2 separate regions of the Homo sapiens genome follow, and region 2 is linked to region 1. Evidence: chromatin loops called from intact Hi-C (ENCODE). Cell type or tissue: IMR-90. All regions are shown on one strand. Links, peaks and the distances in the headings refer to the core of each region. The heading gives the core; the rest is flanking DNA. Region 1 overlaps SYT17 (synaptotagmin 17). Region 2 overlaps SYT17 (synaptotagmin 17).

Region 1 (11,474 bases), core at 1,529-9,528:
GCTGAGGCAGGAGAAATGCTTGAAATCGGGAGGCGGAGGTTGCAGTGAGCCGAGATCATGCCATTGCACTCCAGCGTGGGCAACAGAGCAAGATTCTGTCTTTAAAAAAAAAAAAAAAATTCTTCTATCGACTGTCTGCCTGGGGCATGGTTATGACCAAAGTAGTATAAATTGAAGCACAAATCAGATTCTAAGCCAATTCCTTCTGGTTTCAACCTCAATTGTGTCTCAATCTCCCTCCTTCTTGGTACATTCCTTCCTTGGGTCCCTCCCTGTGACCTTCTGGCACCTGGGTTCCCAATCACCATTTATTCAGCATATATAGCATGACTCCATCTTTTTTTTGAGTCTTTTTGGTTTTGGTGGGTTTTTTCTTTTGAGACAGGGTCCGGCTCTGTCACCCAGGCTGGAGTGCAGTGTTGCCATCATAGCTCACAGCAGCCTCCACCTCCCATGCTCAAGTGATCCTCCCACCTTAGCCTCCCGAGTTGCTGCGAATGTGGATGTGCATCACCACATCAGGCTAAGTTTTAAATTTTTTGTAGAGATGGGGATCTCACTCTTTTTCTCTGGGCTGGTCTTGAACTCCTGACTCACATAATCCCCCCGCCTTGGCCTCCCAAAGTGCTAGGATTACAGGAGTGAGATGGAGTCTTGCTCCTTCACCCTGGCTGGAGTGCAGTGGTGTGATCTCAGCTCACTGTAACCTCCACTTCTCGGGTTCAAGCGATTCTCCTGCTTCAGCCTCCTGAGTAGCTAGGTAGGATTAGAGGCGCCCACCACCATGCCCAGCTAATTTTTGTATTTTTAGTAAAGATGAGGTTTCACCATGTTGGCCAGGCTGGTCTTGAACTCCTGACCTCAGGTGATCTGCCTGCCTCAGCCTCTCAAAGTGGTGGGATTACAGGTGTGAGCCACCATGCCTGCCCCCACTCCCCAATCTCTTAAAAAAAAAAAAAAAAGGTTTGTTTTGTTTTGTTTTGATTTTTAAAAAAAGGTTAAATAAATAAATGAAAGAAGCAGTGCCATGGAGGAGACTGGCTGAGAGTACAGCCTCTGCAGCTGGATGACATGGGTTCAAGTCCCAGTTCTGTGGCTTGGATGGGTTGCTTAATGCATGCCTCAGTTTCTTCATCTATAAAATGGGGTGATAATAATAGTTCACACAATAAAAGCACTTAGCAGAATGCCCAGTGCACAGTGAGTGCTATGTGAGAGCTTGCCACCATCACTATCCTCACAGTGCTCCCCCAGATCCCCATGCAGTAAGAATTATTATCCCTAATGTACAGCCTAGGAGTTAGACCCAAGTTCACACAGCTGGGAAATGGTGAAGCTGGAACTTTTAACCAGATCAGTCTAACTCAAAAGCGCATGCTCTTTACACAATATTTGTTCAATTCAGAAGACATCTATTGAGTTCCTTCCAAGTGCCAAAGATACCAAGACTAGAACCCTTTTATTTGGCTGGGCGTGATGGCTCACATCTGCAATCTCAGGACTTCGGGAGGCCAAGGCAGGAGGATTGCTTGAGGTCAGGAGTTCGAGACCAGCCTGGGCAACACAGCAAGACTCCGTCACTACAAAAAATAATTTAAAAATTAGCTGGGCGTGGTAATTCACACCTGTGGTCCAAGCTCCTTGGAAGGCTGAGGCGGGAGGATCACTTGAGCCCAGGAGTTTGAGGCTGCAGTGATCATGATCGCACCCCTGCACTCCAGCCTCAGTGACAGCGTGAGACCCTGTCTCTAATACATAAATAAATAAAGATACCAACACGAAATAACAACAAATGCTGATGTCTATGGGGTATTTACTCTGCCCCAGGGGCTGGCCAAACCTTTTCCTGTACATCAGCAGGATGCTGAGTGAGGGTGTTTCCTGTTGACCCCAGAACACGCTGCCCTGGCCCAAAGTGAAGACCAAGGAGAAGTACCCAGGGGCCAGCAACATCTGGGACACAACATCTCTCTCTGTGATTTGTGAGAGGCGGAGAGGTGGTTCTGCAGCATTCACAATCCTCCCTACTCCCAGTATCTACATGTAAAAGGGGTGAGGGGAGAGGGAGCATTGGCTGAATGGAGACAGCTATAGATTTTCTTTGTCATCCGTTCCCCCAAAAGCTCAGAGAGAGACATGGCTGCCAAGACAGTCACTTGCAAAGATTGGGCACCTCTATAAGAAGGGGGGACTGGCATCTTTTTCTTTACAGGTTTCCGCTTAGCCAATGTTCTTATTCATCTGCATTGCACCTTCCTGATCAGAGGAAAGGGGAAATGAAGAGAGATGGCAAGCAGGGAGAAGGTGAGGCATGGAAGATGCCGCATTCTGAGCCCTGAGGGTGGCAAGAGAAAGTGTAGCAACGCTAAAGGTGCCCACCACAGCACCTAGCCCCGACCAGAACAGACTTCGTTGACTGCCTACTGTCAGCCCCACATCTCTGCTTAGGTCTCTCGGCCAGTGGAGTCTTTCCTACTTGTGCCCACAAGGCAAGTTGGAGGTGCCCAGGGAATTAAGGACTTTTGGGAGCATCCTGCAACCCATGCCACATGGGAACTCGGTGAATAAATACCCCAGCTCCCTCACCCCTGGGGTAGGCTACACTGAGTTCCCCAGTATGATTAAGCTCTAGTTGCCCACAGTGGTGAGACACTTTATTGGTCTCATTTCCTCCCTTCTCTTCTGGTGTTTCTCAGCATCACTTCCTAAAGAAAATGCAAGCACTCAAATCTTTGTCTTTAGAGGAACCCAACCTAGGATAACAGATGACTTTCCCAGGTGTCAGCAGACACTGGAGAAGACAGCTTAGTTAGTGGCCACACGCACAGACTCTGCTTCCTAAGCCACAATGCTCTGAATTCTAGACATCAAAGGTCTAAAAGGCTTTCATTTGGGCAGTGCAAATCTCAGGTTGAAGCAATGTTCGGAAACATAAATATCCAGCATTCCAGTGTGCAAATATCACTTTTGACTAAACATATTTTCTTCTTCTAGGCCCAAATCAAACATTCCTCTTCAGTGGGCAATCTGGCTTTGTAATGTAAGATACTGCATCCTGACATGACTTAGAACTCTTCTACATGAATGCCTAAGAGCACTTTAACTTGAATCTACTCCTTCCCAGAACAGCTCCATAAAATATCATCTTAGTGGCAGCCCTGTATTGGGTGCACCCTGCACACCGGCCACTGAAGCAGCTGGGCACAGCACTTGCCACGCCAGCTTATGAAACCATCACAACATCCAACCCCTAAGTGGCAGAGCCAAGTTTTAGATGCAAGTCTGGGCAGGTCAAATGTCTGAACCCTTTCCACCTTCCACCTTTCACCTTTCACCTTCCACCAGCCACCCAGTGTTTCTCGGAACGAGGTCCAGAGTTTACCTACATTAGAATCTCCCAGCCCATTGGCTCAAGTGCAGATTCATGGGCCTCTCACCCAGGATGTGGGAAATCAGAATTAGGGAGGCTGAGGTCTGGAGGCTCCACAGTCACAGCTCCCACCTGATTCGGATGCTTGTTAAAGTAAGAGAACCATCACAGTAGTAGAAACCCACTTGACCACCCCCAACCGACCCCGCACTGTTTGATATTCCTTGTTTATAGTTTCCTCAAAGGCTGCTTCTGGGCATCAAAGCCTCTGCTTTCAAATTGCATCCTTTGTCACCGCCACCTTACACAGGGTCCAGATCATCACCACCTCTCACCTAAGAGACCACAGCAATTTTTCCTAACTGGCACCGGTACTTCTTGTCTTTTGCTCCTCAACGTTTTCTTATGAATGTTCTCTCTCTCCCTTTTTCCTGTAGAAACAGGATCTCTTCATGTTGCCCAGGCTGGTCTCGAACTCCTGGCCTCAAGCAGTCCTCCCACTTGGCTTCCCAAAGTGTTGGGATTTTAGGCATGAGCCACCACACCCAGTCTACATTTCTTTTTTTTTCTATGAGACAGGGTCTCGCTCTGCTGTCCAGACTGGAGTGCAGTGGTGCGATCTTGGCTCACTGCAGCCTCTGTCTCCCGGATTCAAGCGATTCTCATGCCTCAGCTTCCCGAGTAGCCAGGACTACAGGCATGCGCCACCACACCCAGCTAATTTTTGTACTAAAAAGTAGAGATGGGATTTCACCATGTTGGCCAGGCTGATTTCGAACTCCTGGCCTCAAGTGATCCTCCCTCCTAAGTCTCCCAAGGTGCTGGAATTACAGATGTGAGGCACCGTGCCTGGCCATGGCTTACACTCTCAACACTTTCAAATACAGAGAGGCTTAAAGAATTGTACAGTGCGGCCGCGCGGTGGCTCGCGCCTGTAATCCCAACACTTTGGGAGCCAAGATGGGCAGATCACGAGGTCAGAAGATTGAGACCATCCTGGCTAACATGGTGAAACCCCATCTCTACTAAAAATACAAAAAATTAACTGGGTGTGGTGGCGGGCGCCTGTAGTCCCAGCAACTTGAGAGGCTGGGGCAGGAGAATCACTTGAACCCGAGAGGCAGAGGTTGCAGTGAGCCGAGATCATGCCACTACACTCCAGTCTGGCGACAAAGTGAGACACAGTCTCAAAAACAAAAAAACAAAACAAAACAAAACAAAAGAACTGTACAGTGCACACTCTTAGATACATCCCCTAGATTCTGAAATGAACAGTTACTGATATTAACACTGCTGTAATTATATTTAAAATATGCTCTATTTGCTTCTTCCCTATCCATCTATCACTCTATCTTTTTTGAATGCATTTCAAAATAAGTGGCTGACATTGGTACACTTCCTCACTGTCTTAGTCCATTCAGGCTGCTGTAACAAAAATACTATCAACTGGGCGGCTTGAAAACAACAGAATTTATTTCTCACCCTTCTGGAGGCTGGGAAGTCCAAGATCAAGCCACCAGCTGATTTCATGTCTGCTGAGGACCATTCCTCATAGATGGGACCTTTTGGTTTTGCCCCACATGGAGGAAGGGGCAAGGCAACTCTCTGGAGCCTCTTTACAAGGGCGCTAATCTCATTGATAACAGCTCTGCCCTCATGGCCTAACCACCGCCCCAAAGGCCGTCTGAATACCATCCCCTCGGGGTTAGGATTTCAACATACGAATTTAGGAAAACTTCAGACCATGGCACCCATACACATTTCGGCATATCATTAACCAGAGTTCAGTGTTTGTTTATGGTGGGTTTTTTTTTTTAGATTAAACTTATATGCAGTGAAATGCACAAACTTTAGGAATACTGGATGAGCCTTGCCAAATGGATACAACTGTGTATCCTTCCTAATGCTCAGAAAGGTTCCCGCATGGCCACGGGGCATCTAATCTCTCCACTGCCCTTGTTCTTCCTTCCCCAAACCACATGAACTCAAGAGAAAATGAACCACCTACATCGTGGATATTTTTATGGCTTAAAAAAACACACACACAGTTGGTCAAAAAGCCATCTGCACACCCATGTTCATAGCAGTATTATTTATAATAGCCAAACGGTGGAGGCACCGTTGTCCATTGGGTGGAGGCAATCCAAGTGTCCATTAAAGGATGAATGAATCAACAAAATATGACACACACACACACACACACACACACACACACACACACACAGGAATATTATTCAGTTCAGCCTTAGAAAGGAAGGAAATTCTGACTCATGCTACAACACAGATGAACTTTGAAGACATTATCCTGAGTGAAACAAGCCAGCCACAGGAAAAATAATCTATGACTCTACTTATATGAGGTACCTAGAACTGTCAGATTCATAGAAAGTAGAATGATGGTTGTCAGGGGCTGCGGGGAGAGGGAGATGGGGAGTTATTGATTAATGGGTGTAGGGTTTCAGTTTTGCAAGAGTTCTGGAGAGGGATGGTGGTGATGGTTGCACAACAATGTGAATGTACTTAATGCCACTGAACTGTACAGGCAAAAATGGTTAAGACGGTAAATTTCATGGTGTGTGTATTTTCCCACAATTAAAACTAATAATTTTTTTTTAAATTTCGAGACGGAGTTTCACTCTTGCTGCCCAGGCCAGAGTGCAATGGCACGATATCAGCTCACTGCTATCTCCACCTCCCATGTTCAAGCATTTCTCCTGCCTCAGCCTTCCAAGTAGCTGGGATTATAGGTGCCCGCCACCACACCTCACTAATTTTTTGTATTTTTAGTAGAGACGGGGTTTCACCATGTTAGCTAATAATTTTTTAAAAGAGTTGAGCCTACACAGATTTCAATGGCTTTCAATCCATTCCAATGAGCAGAATTTCTCTAAATAGCCAGTGTAATTTCATGTCTATGTCAATCCCCTTGTCCTACTCACTGTATGGTCTTATTTTCATTATCTTCCAGCCAACCTTATCACTGAGACCCCAAAAATGCCATAGCTCCATTAGCTGCCAGTTTCCTGAATGCCAAGATCAAAGATGCAGTCAGGTAGGATGTTGCAAGACAGATGGGATGTTCTGCCCTGAACCAGGAGGTGCCTATATGCTGGCCCCATAAGCCACCCATTCATCTTCCACATGGGTTTTCCAAGAAGAAAGTATAACTAGACACTAAGCATTAGCTCAACTCCACACACCATTAGAATAGGCTAAAAGTAAGAAATTGAATAGCTTTGTCTTATATACCATTACACAACTGCCTCCTCTCCTTTCCATTCCACTGACCAACCAACCAATTTGGTGAAGGCAGATGTTAGCTTCTAACAAAAATCAGCAATCAGGGCAGCTATTCTGGCTCACGTCTTTAATCCCAGCACTTGAGGCCCCCAAGGCAGGAGGATCGCTTGAACCCAGTGGTTTAAGACCAACCTGGGCAAAATAATGAGACTCCATCTCTACAAAAAATAAAAAATTATCTGAGCATGTTGGTGTACACTTGTGGTACCACATGGTCCCAGCCACTTGAAAGGCTGAGGTAGGAGGATTGCTTGAGCCCAGGAGTTCAAGGCTGCATTGAGCCATGATTACACGACTGCAATCCAGCCTGGGTGACAGAGCAAGACCCTGTCTCAGAAAAAAAAAAAAAAAAAAGACAGGTTGAGGTCCTAACCCCCAGTATCTCAGAATGGGACCTTATTTGGAAATTGGGTCATTGTATATGTCGTTATTTAAATTAAGATGAGGTCACACTGGAGTAGGGTAAGTCCTAATTCAATATGACTGGTGTCCGGTGTCCTTATAAGAAGAGAAAAGACGTGGCTCACGCCTGTAATCCCAGCACTATGGGAGGCCGAGGCAGGTGGATCATGAGGTCAGGAGATTGAGAACATCCTGGCTAACACGGTGAAACCCCATCTCTACTAAAATTACGAAAAATTAGCCGGGCGTGGTGGTGGGCGCCTGTAGTCCCAGCAACTCGGGAGGCTGAGCCAGGAGAATGGCGTGAACCCGGGAGGCGGAGCTTGCAGTGAACCGAGATCGCACCACTGCACTCCAGCCTGGGCGACAGAGCAGCACTCATCTCAAAAAAAAAGAAGAGAAGAGACACAGACACACACAGGGCAAAAATGTCCATGTGACGTTAGAACAGGGATTAGAGCAATGCAGCTCCAGCTGAGGAATTCCAAGGACTGCCTGCAACCACCAGAAGCGAGGAAGGAGCAAGGAAGGCTTCCCCTCCAGGTTTCAGAGGGAACACGACTCTGCTAATGCCTTGATCTGGGACTCCTTGCCTCCAGGCCTGTGAGACAATAAATTTTTGTTGCTTTAAGCCACTCAATTTGTAGTACTCTGTTATGGCAGCCCTGGCAACAAATCTACATCCAAATCGCCATCTCTGGCTCTGCTTCTAGGGAACCCGGCCAAAGACAACCAGCTTGTTTCTTTCTTTCTTTTTTTTTTTTTTTTTTTTTTTTTGCAGAACTGAATTTTTTTTAACTTTTATTTTAAGTTCAGGAGTATAAGTGCAGGTTTGTTACATAGGTAAACTCGTGTCATGGCAGATTGTTGTATAGATTATTTCATCACCCAGGTATTAAGCCTAGTACCCATTAGTTGTTTTTCCTGATCCTCTCCCTCCTCCCACCCTCCATTCTGTGAAAGGCCCCACTGTGTGTTGTTCCCCTCTCTGTGTCCATGTGTTCTCAGCATTTAGCTCCCACTTACAAGTGAGAACACGGAGTATTTGGTTTTCCATTCCTGTGTTAGTTTGCTGAGGATAATGGCCTCCAGCTCCATCCATGTTCTTGCAAAGGACATGATCTTGTTCTTTTTCATGACTGCATAGTATTCCATGGTATATATGTACCACATTTTCTTTATCCAGTCTATCACTGATGGACATTTAGGTCGATTCCATGCCTTTGCTATTGTGAATAGTGCTGCAATGAACATAACGCATGCATGTGTCTTTATAATAGAACAATTTATATTCCTTTGGGTATATGCCCAGTAATGAGATTGCTGGGTGGAAAGGTATTTCTGTCTTTAGGTCTTTGAGGAATTGCGACACTGTCTTCCACTATGGCTGAACTAATTTACACTCCCACCAACAGTGTATAAGCGTTCCTTTTTCTCTATAACCTCACCAGCATCTGTTATTTTGGACTTTTTAATAGTAGCCATTCTGACTGGTATGAGATGGTATCTCATTGTAGTGTTGATTTGCATTTCTCTAATGATCAGTGATGAGCTCTTTTTCATATGATTGTTGGCAGCATGTAAGACAACCGGCTTTTCCACTCAAAGAGCATAATTTCCAGAGTAAGCATTAGCTGGGCAATAGGAGCATATTCTTCCCTCAGTCAGAGTCTCCAGTGCCTCTCTTTGTGTGAGCTTCTTGCCTCACTAGTATGAGTCTGGTATTCAAAGTGAAATACTCATATAGCATGACCTTCCTAGTGGATTCCATCATTTAAAACTTCTGCCTGAAATACATTTGCTCCCCAAATGTGAGCAAATACATCCTGATCCACTCCAACGGTGCAAGACCTGCTATATTGGAATTACTGAGAGATGGTACCTCAGTCTTCAATATGGTGCCCATTTTCAAGGCCAATTTTGATCATTCTTAATGAAACGAGTCTTGGCAGGGCTCAGTAGCTCATGCCAATAATCCCAGCAAACTTTAGGAGGCCGAGGTGAGAGGATCGCTTGAGACTAGGAGTTGGAGACCAGCCTAGGCAACATAGCGAAATCCCCATCTCTGCAAAATGTATTTTTTTAAAAACTAACCAGGTGCAGCGGCATACAACTGTAGTCCCAGCTACTCGGGAGGCTGAGGTGGGAGGATCTCTTGAGCCCAGGAGTTTGGGGCTGCAGTGAGCTGTGATTGCACCACTGCATTCCAGCCTGGGCGACTGAGCAAGACCCTGTTTCTAAAAATAAAAAATAATAATAATAATTTTAAAAAAGCAAATGAGTCCTGATTGCCCATTTATTACCGCATGCAGCACACTGCATCATGGCTTGCTGTTTACCAAACTGTCTTTCCCACTAGACTGGAAGTTTCCTGCTGCTAGGAATGGTATGGTATTCATTTTTATTAATCCAACTAGAAATGCCGGGCACATAATAGGACCTCAAGAGAAACAGAATGAAGAAATGAGCAGATCAGAGAAGAAAAAACAAAGAATAATAAAGAGGGGAGAAGAGAAGGAAAACAAATATCTTAAGGGTCCAGATGACGCTTCCAAAAACTATTTTGAACAGTACTAAGAAAACACTCATCATCATCAGGAATGAGAGACAGAAGGCATTTACAGCCAGGACTTGAGTCAAACCCACAATTAAAGGCATTAACAGCCACTACTTGGCTGATAATAGCACCAGCAAGGCTGGAAGCCCGAGTGTGACGGACCAGAGTATAAATCAGATGAGCAATTAGAGCAGTTGACCTGCCTGCAATATTTCAACTTTATACACACTTTTGTTATTTTATTTTTTTAGAGACAAGGCCTCACTCTATTGACCAGGCTGGAGTGCATCGGCGCAATCATAGCTCACTGCAGCCTCAAACTCCCGGGCTCGAGCAATCCTCCTGCCTCAGCCTCCCGAGTAGCTGGGACTACAGGCACATGCCACCATGCCTGGCTAATTTTTTTTTTTTTAATGTTTTGTAGAAATAGGGTGTCACTATGTTGCCCAGGCTGGTCTCGAACTGTTGGGCTCAAGCCATCCTCCCACCTCAACCTCCCAAAGTGCTGGGATTACAGGTGTGAGCCATTGCACTCAGCCCTATACACATGAATACTTTTAATTCATAGAGGCACTGAAAGGTCCCCATGAAACTAAGGCACGGCCTGCAGCTCTATCAAGGGTGAGGAGCCAGCCCTTGTCTGGGAGAAACCTGCTCCCGCAGTGACCTGAAACAGGCCCGGCTGTCCCTCTTCAAATGGAAAGGAGATGGCAGCCCCGAGATTAACTCAGCTGAGGAGACGCCAGCTCCTCTACCGCAAGAAGGCTCAGCATCAGGAGTGAACGGGAACACTCCCCGCCTCTTGTCTGCCCAATTAGATATTCACCAGGTGTGATTACCGCTTAGTGCACTGGAAGGCGACACATTACAGGCTCACTCTGAATGGGTTCACAATAGAAGACGTCGTCTCCTGACAACTGGGCCTGCCACTGTGGAGTGCTCGCCACCCGCCAGGCCCTCGCTGCGAGGTGGTGTTACTACCTCCACTTCACCTGAAGTGAGGTGAGGGAGCACAGGGGCCCAGCAACAGCTAGGCACTGGGAGGAAGGTTGCAGCTTGGACCCAAGGCCATTTTCTCTGCACGTCACCAAATGGCTCCCCATGGAAAGGCAACTTTTTTTTTTTTTTAAAGAGACAGGGTCTCACTCTGTCAACCAGGCTGGAGTGAGCTGGAGTGAGTGCAGTGGCTCGATCATAGCTCACTGCAGCCTCAAACTCTGGGCTCAAGAGATCCTCCTGCCTCAGCCTCCCAAGTAGCTAGAATTACAGATGTGCACTACCATGCCTAGCTAATTTTTAAATTGTTTTTTGTAGAGACGGGGTCTCACTGTGTTGCCCAGGCTGGTCTTGAACGCCTAGACTCAAGTGATTCTCCTGCCTCAGCCTCCCAAAGTGCTGGGATTACAGGCGTAAGCCACTGCGCCTGGCCTGGAAGGCAGCTCTTATTGACCTCATGGTGGCCAAAGCCCCCTCCCCTGTTTCTCCATCTCCCGTCCCTGTTCCTACAACAGCCATCCCACAGGACAGGGAGAGAAGGAAGGGAAGAGGGGAGGAGGGGAGGGAGGAAGGAGGGGAAGGAGGGAGAAAGGGAGGGAAGAGGGTAGCAGGGAAGGAAGGGAGGGAGGGAGTGAAGAGAGAAGCGGGAAGGGAGGGAAGGAGGAAGGAGTGGCTGGGTCTTTTCCTTTCCTTGGGCTCCCCACATCCTTCTACCTACAATGGGTAGACAGTTACCCTCTAATATGCAGGAATGCACAACAGCCGACTGGAGACACAGCCTGGTCCGTGGGTGGCTTCCCGAGCAGCCAACCACATTTCCCTGGGCTGGACAGGGGGAAGGAAGCCAAT
Region 2 (11,474 bases), core at 1,959-9,958, 75 kb before region 1:
AGTGAGATCCTGTCTCAAAATTTAAAAAAAAAGAATTGTCATCCTATTTTTAGATGACACAGCCCAGTGGAGTGTTTAGCTACACTGGCTCTGACTTAGTTTGCTAGGGCTGCCTTAATAAAGTGCCACAGACTGGGGCTTAAACAACAGAAATTCATTGTCTCACAGTTCTGGAGGCTGGAAGTCTGAGATTGAGGTGTCAACAGGGTTGGTTCCTTCTGAGGGTTATGAGAGATTTGTTCCAGTCCTCTCTCCTTGGCTTGTAGATGGCTTTCTTCTCCCTGTCTCTTCACATCTTCTTCCCTCTGTGTCTGTCTCTGCATTCAAATTTCCTCCTTTTTTCTTTCTATTTTTTGAGACGGAGTCTCACTCTGTTACCCAGGCTGTCACGATCTCAGCTCACTGCAACATTTGCCTCCTGGGTTCAAGTGATTCTCCTGCCTCAGCCTCCCAAATAGCTGGGATTACTAGCATGTGCCACCATGCCTGGATAATTTTTTGTATTTTTAGTAAAGTTGGGTTTCACCATGTTGGCCAGGCTGGTCTCGAACTCCTGACCTCAAGTGATCTTCCTGCCTTGGCCTCCCAAAATGCTGGGATTACAGGCATGAGCCATTGTGCCTGGCCAAATTTCCTCTTCTTATAAGGACTCCAGTCATATCAGATGAGGGCTCACCTCATGACCTCACTTCAACCTGATCACCTTTGTAAAGACCCTCTCTCCAAATAAGGCCACAGTCTCAGGTTAGGACTCCAGCAAATCACCAACCCATAACAGGGTAGGCAGCTGGGCCTGGGCTGGCTTTTTATCTCTATTGCAGTTACCTGACACTTAAACTTATTAAATCTTGACTTCCAGCTGGGCGCAGTGGCTCATGCCTGTAATTTCAGCACTTATGGGAGGCCGAGGCAGAAGGATCACTTGAGCCCAGCAATTCAAGGCCAGCCTGTACAATATAATGAGAGCTCATCGCTACAAAAAAATTAAGAAGTTAGCCAGGCCTATGATCCCAGCTACTTGGGGGGCTGAGGTGGGAGGATTGCTTGAGCCCAGTGCTGTGAGCCGTGATACCACCACTGCACTCCAACCTGGGAGACGGAGCAATTTTTTGCCTCAAAAAAAAAAAAAAAAAAAATCTTGGCCTCCCCATTTGTAAAAGGAGATTAACATCTCTTCTACACCCCTGAAGGTTGCTGCATGAGGCTTAAATGTGATGTTTGGCACCTCGTGTGGTGCTAGTCAGCCCTCTTGTTATTACTAATGAAGGTGTCTAATGCTGGGGATGCCCTGCCTCATATCCCTCAGTCCACCTGGCTCCCCTGTGGCTATAGGGAGCTGTGTTGTGCACATACACAGCTGACCTCATCAAGCACATGTGCCTCTTCCTCTGCCCAGAGATTTCTCTGGTGTTATGGGAGCTTATACAGACCACACTGGACAATTCTGAAGTGCCAAACATTTAATGCTTTCAGGGCAGCCCTCAAGCCATGAGGAGGGACAAGCGTCAGTAATTAAATACTCCAGCTTCTGCATAATGATAATTCTTTAGTGTTTTCTACAGGGGTCCTCAGTATGACTGAGCTCACAGTACTAATTCATGAAGACTTTTGCTTTTCTCCTTCCCCTTATTCTTCACTTATGCTTTCTGGGGTCGTCTGCACCCAAGTCCTCATGTCAAGGTCTGTTTTTGAGGCACCCTAAGACAACGAGGAAATTGAGGCTTAGAAGACTTACGTGGTTTGTGCCCCAGTACACAGTTAAGGAGTGGTGGTCCTGGGATTTGAACTATGGTTTCTTGGGCCCAAAGCCCTTGGGCCTCATCACCAATGACTCCACCTCTAGTTCTAAGTGCTTATTACGTACCTGTCTTCACTCATTTTGTTTGTTCTTTTATGCTTTTATCTTCTACTGTAAACCACAGTAATGAAGCCATTTCATAGAGAAGGAAAACACTTCTCCTTTTCTGAGAACTTAACTGATATGGTTTGGATGTTGTTTCCCCCTCCAGATCTCATGTTGAAATGTGATCTCCAATGTTGGAGGTGGGGCCTGGTGGAAGGTATTTGGGTAATGGGGGTGGATCCCTCATGAACGGCTTGGTGATGAGTGAGTTCTCACTCTATTAGAGCTGGTTGTTTAAATGAGCCTGGCACCTCCTTCTCTTCCTCTCTCACTTCCTCTCTTGCCATGTGACACGCCTGTTCACCCTTTGCCCTCTACCATGATTGTAAGCTTCCTGAGGCCTCAACAGAAGCCACACAGATGCCAGCACTGTGCTTCCTGTATAGCCTGCAGAACCATGAGCCAAATAAACCTCTTTATAAGTTACCCAGTTTCAGGTACTCCTTTACAGCAATGCAAAATGGATGAATACATCAACCTAACCCAGCCTCCCTGTTTCTCCCCCTTGACCTCCACAACACTTCCACTCCAGAATGGGAGACACCATGAGGTTCTCTCTGCAATACCCAATGTAGCCTGAGGGGTGAAGCCATTTTAGCCCATGGAGCAGTTACCTGGGTCATGCCCTTAGCAGGGCTTGGCCAACAAAATGCTAAATAAGCCGTGAATCTTGCCCTGAGGAAGTGAAAAGTTTTATATAGAAGAGCAACACTGGAATAATTGGCATTAGTACACTGCTCAAGTCAGACAGACATATTGCAAATACTCAACATTCTTGACCCCCAAAATCTATCAGTATAATAAATATCATTGTTTTGAAGCTGGGTGCAGTGGCTCATGCCTGTAATTCCAGCACTTTGGGAGGCTGAGGCTGAGGCAGGTGGATCACTTGAGGCCAGGAGTTCAATTCCAGCCTGGCCAACATGGTGAAACTCTGTCTCTACTAAAAATACAAAAATTAGCCAGGGGTGGTGGTGCACACCTGTAATCCCAGCCACTCGGGAGGCTGAGGCAGGAGAATTGCTTGAATGCAGGAGGCAGAGGTTGCAGTGAGCAGAGACTGCACCACTACCCTCCAGCCTGGACAACAGAGTGAGACTTTGTCTCAAAAAAAAAAAAATCATTGTTTTGACTTGTTCAGTATGGTTTGTTACACAGCAGTACTAGCTGCAATGCCCTCCCACCTTCTATGTCCTGTGTTCATGAAGAAAAAGATAACTCGAATGCATGGCACAAATAAATAATCTTTAATTTCAATAAATAGCTCCCCATCACACCAGACATTATGCTGTGGAAAAAGATACAGAAGCATCCAACAGAGAGAGAGGAAAGAGAGAGAGAGAAAGAGAGAGAGAGAGAGATCTATTCTAACTACACTAATTCCTTAGCACGAGAGACGTGACATTCGTTCACAGAAAAACACAGAAAGATCCTCAGAGTATGATTAAGGAAGAAGATCATCATGGATGGGGTGTGATAGCCATTTTAATCCATATATCAAGTCTTTGTATGTCTTTCGTGGGTCACAATCACCATGATTCGGTCAAAAAATGTTACTTTTGCTCTATCATATCCTATTTACTTTACACACACACACACACACACACACACACACACACACTACTTTTATCCAAAGTGGGATCTCTGACAGACAGGAGGACACTGGTTGGACTCTCACTGGACAGGAGAGGCAGAGAGAAGGCAGTGCTCAGGGCTGAGGTCCTGGCCCATCGCCATGCTCTCCAAGAGGACACATAGGCACACACGTGTTCGCCTGTGAGGGCACATGCACGAGGACATACACATACATACCCACAGGGCGTTCCCTGGGATGAGCTAACACAAGAACAATTCTGTTAAGCCAGGAAAGGCTTCTGACACTGGAATAGTTTTGGTTGCCATTTGGTTTCTCCAAATGGCCCATAATCTAGTTATCACATTTACTACGGAGAAGACAAAGATACTTACACCTTTGGAGAAAGGTATCAGGTTTGAAGAACCCCAGGGAACAGCAGCCTGTTCAGAAGTTACCCAGTAGGTGTGTGTTTCGGAAGTGGGGGGTGTTCAAGTCTCCCACACACTGGCCAAACTCTTGGTAAATTTAGTCTTGATGGAGCTTGGCACCCTTTGGGAGGTCCTTTCTCTGGCCTGAGGGTTGAAAGTGCATTTTGGGGCAGGAGTATTGACAAGAGCAGGCACTGCCAATAAGTCCCACGGCAGAGCCCACTGAGCTTGTGATCTATGGATGGGGCTTCCGGAAAGTTCCTAGGCCTCACTCAACTGAGGGCGGCCATTTTGTGATCAATAGTCAGCTTCCTCTCAGTTCTGAGAGGATTTGGGGTATCTGTGTGTCTGTGTGTGTGGACGTGTGTAGACATGTTGCGAGTGTGTATGCAGGTGTGGATGTAATAGTATGTGACACATTTTTTTCCGTCTTTTTTTTTTTTTTTTAAACAAATGAAAGCTGCCTTCCCTGCAGCCCTCAGGTCACCTCCAGGGAGGCAGGAGACACGCGGTCACACTCAGCTCGGGACCTCAGGCTATGCCACTGCTCCACGGCTGTGCGGTGCGTGTTGAGCATGCGCCTCCAGTGGTTGGTCTCAGAGGGGCCTGAAGAGTACTGGCCAATGACGATCCTCCCGATGAAGTCATTGCTGCTCTTCATGTTGTGGCCGAAAACTAGGGAGCCAGAGGGTTGAGGGCAGGAGGGAGGCAAGAGGAAGGAGGGGAACAGAACAGGAAGGCAGGGAGAAGACAAGAGGCCATTAGTCTACACATTTGTCAACTGCAAACATGGGGGTCATCGTTTAGGGCACGCTGTCTTTTTCCTTTTCTTGGTGAGAAGTCCAACTCCCTCATCTCATCCTCCTGTGAGTCTCTGCAACAGCTGCACCTGGTTTCCTGCCATCCCATGCCAGCCAGATTCTTACCTCTCAGCCTTGGCATTGGCTGTTCCTTCTGCCAGACAGCTGCACCGCCTGCAATATGCAGCCTTAAACGTATGTCCCACGGCATCACCACACTGCATATAGAGCTCTGTAAGTGGATAGTTCTAGTGGAACAGTGAGCCTGTCAATGTAGTCCAGTTGAGCGATTAAACCAGGGTTTCTCAATCATGGAACTGTTGACATTATGGGCGGGATAATCCTTTGCCGTAACTGTCCTGTGGACTGTAGGAAGTTTAGCAGCATCCCGGGTACCTACGTACTAGAAGCTGGTAGCAGCTCTCTCTACAGCTGTGACAACCCCAAATGTCTTCGGACATGGCCAAATGGCCCCTGCGGAGGCCAATGCATCCCAAACGGGAACCACTAGGTTAAGCCATGGGCCATGGGACCAAATATCCTGGGAGTGAATCCTGGCTCTATCATTTGACCAAGCTCTGTGTCTCTGAGGCAGGCGAAGTAACCTCTCTGAGCCTCAGTTTCTTTATTAGTTAAACAGGAATTTTAGTAGTGCTTCTCTCATAGGTCAATGTGCAATTTCTATGAAATAATGTGTGTAAAGCTCTCAGCACACAGTGCCAAGCAGGTGGTAAGAGCTCAACAAATGTTATACTGCTATTTTGAGCCTAAATTTCTGTCTGTTGACCTTTTATAAAAGAGACTTCATGTTTCCTCTGTTCCATCAAATGCTGGAAATTTTCTGAGAGTAATGGCTACGGCAACTTCTTCCACCCCTTGTTGTGCTGCATGTCTCTTTGAAAGGCTTCTCTGTTAATCCCAACTTCAGCTTAATTTGTGTCTTTCAAGCCTAATGAGACGGTTAACTTGATTTATCTTCCCGGCCAAGTTCCGCCTAATTCTTGATCTGTGTGTGGGTAGTCCAGGCATGCCATCTCACTAATGGGAAAGCAGGCTATGCCTGTGTTATAAATGAAGGGCTACAGAATGGGAAATATCACAGATTCACCCAGCGTGAGCCGAGCAAAGGCAGGCTAGATCCCAGGAGGGATGCTGAATATCATATAAAGCAACTAAAATATGCTGCCAAAAACAGAGCTTGAATGCTAATGAGCCTCTGTTCTCCCCTGTGGGTTTCACACCACGAATTCCAAATGATGAAAATGAGGGAGAAAAAAGAAAAATGGAAAAATAAAAACAAAAACTCCATCCATCGTCCAAAAGCCAAAAAGACTTAGGGAAAACTAGGCTACGTGAAATACTATGTCATCTTCAGCAAGAGGGATGGGTACCTGTCAGCTCTGTGGAGAAAAATTGGACCATGTATATTTTTTGTACATTTGGTAACATGCTCAGTATGCATAGGTGGACCTCATTTACATGCAAATTACTTACAAAGAGAAATAATAGGAATGGAAGCTTTGCTTAATAAATGAAATTGCTAAGGAGCTCTCTGCATTTGAAAAAATAATTGAACAGGTAACACTCAAGGCTTTTAGGAATGACACTTAGTGGGCAGTGTAAGGTTTGATCTCACCAAATGAGGACAAGTTACCAGAGTCCCCTTCCCTGTGAGCCTCAAATCTAAAATAAGATACTATTATGAGACCACTTCAGGCCCCATTTAGTTTTCTTCTTTGGGGGCAAAATGTTCTATCTTCTTCTTCCTCTCCAAAGCTCAAGAATGACAATGCAGAAACTTCCCTTCTAAATGGGTATGGGTTCTACTTCTTTGTGAAAGGGCTTTAAGAAAGGAAATTCTGACTGGGCACGGTGGCTCGCATCTGTAATCCCAGCACTTTGGGAGGCTGAGGCAGGTGGATCGCTTGAGCCCAGGAGTCTGAGACTAGTCTGGGCAACATGGAAAAACCCTGCCTTTACTAAAAAATACAAAAAATCAGCCAGACATAGTGGTGTGTGCCTGTAGTCCCAGCTACTCAGGAGGCTGAGGTGGGAGGATCACCTGAGTCCAGGGAAGTCAAGGCTGCAGTGATGGTGCCACTGCACTGGCTCTAGCCTGGGTAGCAAAGTGACCTTGCTTGTCTCAAAAAAAAAAAAAGGTGGGGGAAATCTCAGTCTCACGTACTCTCATGTGCCGCTGGTGGAAAAGCAAGTTGGTTCAAATTTTGGGGTGGTTCACAGCATCTGTTCAAAATAAATATGTCATAACTCATGACTCAGCAATTTCACTTCTAGGAATTGATCCCATAGAATTTTCTGCACAAATGGACAAAAATACACATACAAGGATATTTTATATAGCAGGAATGGGCAAACTAGAGCCTCCCAGTCAAATATGGACTACTACCTGTTTTTGTAAATAAAGTTTTATTGGAACACAGTCAAACCCATTTGTTTACATAATGCTGCTTTTGTGCAAAAAGGGCAGAGTTGATGTCTTAGTCCATTCAGGCCGCTGTAACAAAATGCCATAAACTGGGTGGCTTATAAACAACAAAAACTTATTGCTCACAGTTCTGGAGGCTGGGAAGTTCAAGATCAAGCCACTGGCAAATTCGGTGTCTGGTGAGAAGCTGCTTCCTCATAGGTGGTATCTTCTCACTGAGTCCCCACATGGTGGAAGGGACAGGCTAGTTCTCTGGGGCATCTTCTATAAGGGCACTAATCCCAATTATGAGGGCTCCAACCTTCATGACCTAATCATCTCCCAAAGGTCCCGCCTCCTAATGCCATCACTTTGTGGGTTAGGAATTCAACATACAAATTTGGCAGGGTGGGGGACAACTATTCAGACCACAGCAGCTGAATAATTTGGAGGCCATGTGGCTCTCAAAGCCTCACATATCTGCTATCTGTCTGGTTCATCCATGTTGTAGTGCTACTTTTTATGGCCAGCTAACGTTCCATTGTATGGATATGCCATGTTTTGCTTATCTGTTCATCAGATGATGGACATTTGGGTTGTTTCCACATTTTGACTATTATTATGGATAATGCTACTGTAAACATTTATGTCCAAGTTTTTTTTTTCTTTTCTTTTTTTTTTTTTTTTTTGAGTTGTAATTTCACTGTTGTCACCCAGGCTGGGATGCAGTGGCGTGATCTCGGCTCACTGCAACCTCTGCCTCCCGGGCTCAAGTGATTCTCCTGCCTCAGACTCCCAAGTAGCTGGGTACAGGTGCCCACCACCATGCCTGGCTAATTTTTGTATTTTTAGTAGAGACAGGGTTTTGCCACATTGGGCAGGCTGGTCTTGAACTCCTGACCTCAGGTGATCTGCCCACCTCGGCCTTCCAAAATGCTGGGATTACAGGCATAAGTCACCATGGCTGGCCTATGTACCAAGTTTTTAAGGTCATATATTATGATCCATTTATATGAAATGTCCAGAATAGGCAGATCTTTAGAGACAGAAATTACCATTAGTGGTTATCAAGGATAGAGGAAAGAGGGAATGGGGTGTGATAGCTAATTGGCACAGGGCTCCTTTTTGGGGTGATAAAAATGTTCTGGAATTAGATAGTGGTGTTGGTTGCACAATCTTGAAAATATACTAAAAAGCACTGAATCGTATACACCAAAAGGGTGAGTTTTAAGTTATGTGAATTTTATCTCAATTAAACAAATTGCCAAAAGGGAATACAAAAAAAAAAAAAAGATTATCTGACTCCTTATAGAAAAGTTTGCTGACCCCTGCACCAGGGCATTGTTTATAAGAATGAAAAACGGGAAATGGCAAGACTGTCCCTGAGGGAGTGTAGCTGGGGCTGTTGGTGCCCTGCCTACCCCTCAGCCCACCTTGGAGGCTACTCATGGTTTCTATAGATAGTGTCCTTCCTCAAGCACCTGCAGCTTCCTGCCTGAGCCATGCCAGCTTGTCTGTGCTAACTGTGATTTATGGTGAGGACCTTGGGCCACTCAACATTAGCTGGACCTCTGCAAGCTACCTCTGCAAGGAGGCTCAGCTACCCAGATGGTCAGCCATGACTATATGACCAACGTCCTCTAACTATGCTGGACACCAAGGCTCAGGTGAGTCTTCTTGGGTGGCAATACCCTAAGTGTGTTGTCACACATCCTTGCAAGGAGAATTAGGCACTGCTCGTATAACTCCAGTTGAGGAGAACAACTGGAAGCTTGCATCTGGTCTCTCTTGGACTTTTTCCTATGACAAAGAGGACTCTTTCCCCTTTCTTAGTCTGCTGGGCTGCTATAACAAATTACCATAAACAGGGAGGCTTATAAACAACAGGAATTTATTTCCTAATGGTTCCAGAAGCTAGGAAGTCCCAGATCAAGGTACCAGCAGATTCAGTGTCTGGTGAGGGCTTGCTCTCCTTCATAGGTGGTGCCTTCTCATGCAATAGAAGCAGCAAGACAGTTCTCTTGGGTTTCTGTTATAAGGGCACCAACCCCATTCATGAGGACAGAGCCTTCATGGTCTAATCACCTCCCACATGGGGATTAGGATTCAACATAAGAATTTTGGGGGAACAAAACATTCAGACCATAGCAGCAATCTTTCACTTTGCTGATTTTGGTCTGTATGCTTTTTCTGTAATAAACTGTAACCATGAGAATAACAGTTTTTCCAAGTTCTGTGGTGAATCATTGGACCTGAGGGTGATTTTGAAGACCCCCTATACTGCAGATATCCACTCGCCAAACATCCTTGATTTGTTTTCCTCCTTTTCCTGTCTTATTTGCCATTCCCTTATTCAAGCTTCCTGAGGTCACCTCCTAGTAGCCTACTTGAGCTCATGTCACTAAGTTTGTCTTTGGGAGGTACCTAGAATAAGACTGGAGGAAATGAATTAAATAACTTCTGAGATAATAATACCACGGAAATCCATGTTGCCATTAAAAATGAGACAGACTTATCTATATGAAATGGAAAAATCTCCAACACATATTGCTAGGAGACAAAAGCACATTACAAAACAGTATATGTAAGCACAATCTTTTTGTTAAAAAGAATGTTAATATACCTGAAGAAAACAATATGGATGTTCACCACTGTTCAGAGTGGCTCTCTCTGGGAAGGGGGAAACAGAGGAAAATGTCCACTTTCTGTATCAATAAGTATGTACAGTTTGAACTTCTTACAGAAAGTACATATTATTTTGGAAAGAAAACAAAGGAAAAATAAGTCACTGTTAGAGAATCCACAACTAAATCACCAGAAAGGATGAAAACTAAAAGGAAGTCTAATATCCTATGCTCCTCATCCCAATTTGTAAAGTAACTTGGCTGGTGAATCACTTGGCCCTTGAAAGGTGGGAGCGCTTGAGTGATTCAGCCTTTCTGATGGGAGGCAGTTCCTGCCATGGCCATCTGAGTTAATTAGCAGGCAGTGTAAATTGCAAATCACTTGGTAAAGTTATGGCAATCTTAACAGTCTTAAAAAAATTTAAAATGCAAATTATAATAAAGTGAAGCTGAAGATAAGTAATAACTTCTATTAGAAAGTTGCCTGGGAGAATATCAAGATTGCCATCACTGTAAATTCTAAGTGTGTTGGAGAAAATAGAGAATTAAAACTAGACATGTCAGGGGCCAGGTGCAGTGGCTCACACCTGTAATCCCAGCACTTTGGGAGGTCAAGGTGGGAGGATCTCTTGAGCCCAGGAGTTCGAGACCAGCTTGGGCAACATAGTAAGACTCTCTTTCTACAATTTTTTTTTAAAGACTAGACATGTGGAATCCAGAAAGGGGCTTAGGGACAGTGGGTCAGATAACCCAGCCCTCTCCATGTTATAGGTAAGGAAACCAAGTCACATAGCTAATTGGTGATAAAATTTGCAGTATTTGAATAACCTGTGAATGAAGCCAATTCCTTATAACCACATTCCTAAATTCCTTCTCTTTAGAAACATCCATAACTAAAAATTTTGTTGTAAAGTACCTCCACCAAATATTTCTACTGATGGTTATGGGGGACTCTTTTAAATGTAGTCACTAATATATTTCTGGATATTGTAAGCCAAAAATACAATTCTAAGCCCCCTAACCATCTGAATGGGCCCCTCCTCTTGGTCAAGGGCATTCCAAAGGTGACCTGAAAAGCTAGTTCAGGCTGTGGTGGGAAGGGGAAGTCAGACATGCCAACATTAACATGAAGACAGATCTTAAGACTGATAGAACGAATTCTTTTTTTTTTCTTTCCTTTTTTTTTTTTTTTTTTTTTTTTTGAGACAAGGTCTCTCTCTGTTACCCAGGTGCAGTGGCATGATCTCAGGTCACTGCAACTTCTGCCTCCCAGGCTCAAGTGATCCTCCTACCTCAGCTTCCCAACTAGCTGGGACCACAGGTGCACACCACTATGCCTGGCTTTTTTTTTTTTTTTTTTTTTTTTTTTGGTATTTTCTGTAGAGATGGGGTTTCACCATGTTGCTCAGGCTGGTCTCTAACTCCTGAGCTCAAGTGATCTTCCCGCCTTGGCCTCTCAAAGTGTCGGGATTACAGGTGTGAGCCATTGCGCCCAGCCAGAAGAGACTCTTTAAATCTGGTAAGAAACACTTACCATCTATTCTCTCTGAAGCCTGCTATCTAGAGGCTTTATCTGCATGATAAAACCTTGGTGTCCACAAACCTTTATTGTAATTTAGACATTGATTTCAGGTCTTTAGATAATAACCAATTGCCAGTCTTTGAATCCACCTAAGACCTGGAAGTCACCCCACACACTCCCCAGTCCCTGTTTCCAG

The links. Peaks named below come from ENCODE experiments on the same cell type or tissue, not always from the same donor. Only the 100,000 strongest peaks of a DNase experiment are listed, where the experiment ranks them.
Region 2: a loop joins it to region 1, with 3 times the contacts of the local background. A loop is called at or near these places in 2 of 110 quality-filtered maps.

What each region holds. Positions count from the first base shown.
Region 1 is chr16:19,184,889-19,196,362 of GRCh38, reverse strand. All of the region lies in intron 5 of SYT17 (synaptotagmin 17), which reads right to left. Among named protein-coding and RNA genes, the nearest start is that of SYT17, 22 kb to the right of the region's middle. RefSeq lists a silencer at 3,459-3,627 and an enhancer at 10,901-11,474. In IMR-90, for the core only: no CTCF peak of the experiment used is centred there; a DNase peak (open chromatin) is centred at 5,622.
Region 2 is chr16:19,259,988-19,271,461 of GRCh38, reverse strand. SYT17 (synaptotagmin 17) reads right to left here. Exons shown (of 8, transcript NM_016524.4): 8 at 3,130-4,582. The coding sequence ends at 4,386. Among named protein-coding and RNA genes, the nearest start is that of CLEC19A, 20 kb to the left of the region's middle. In IMR-90, for the core only: no CTCF peak of the experiment used is centred there; no DNase peak of the experiment used is centred there.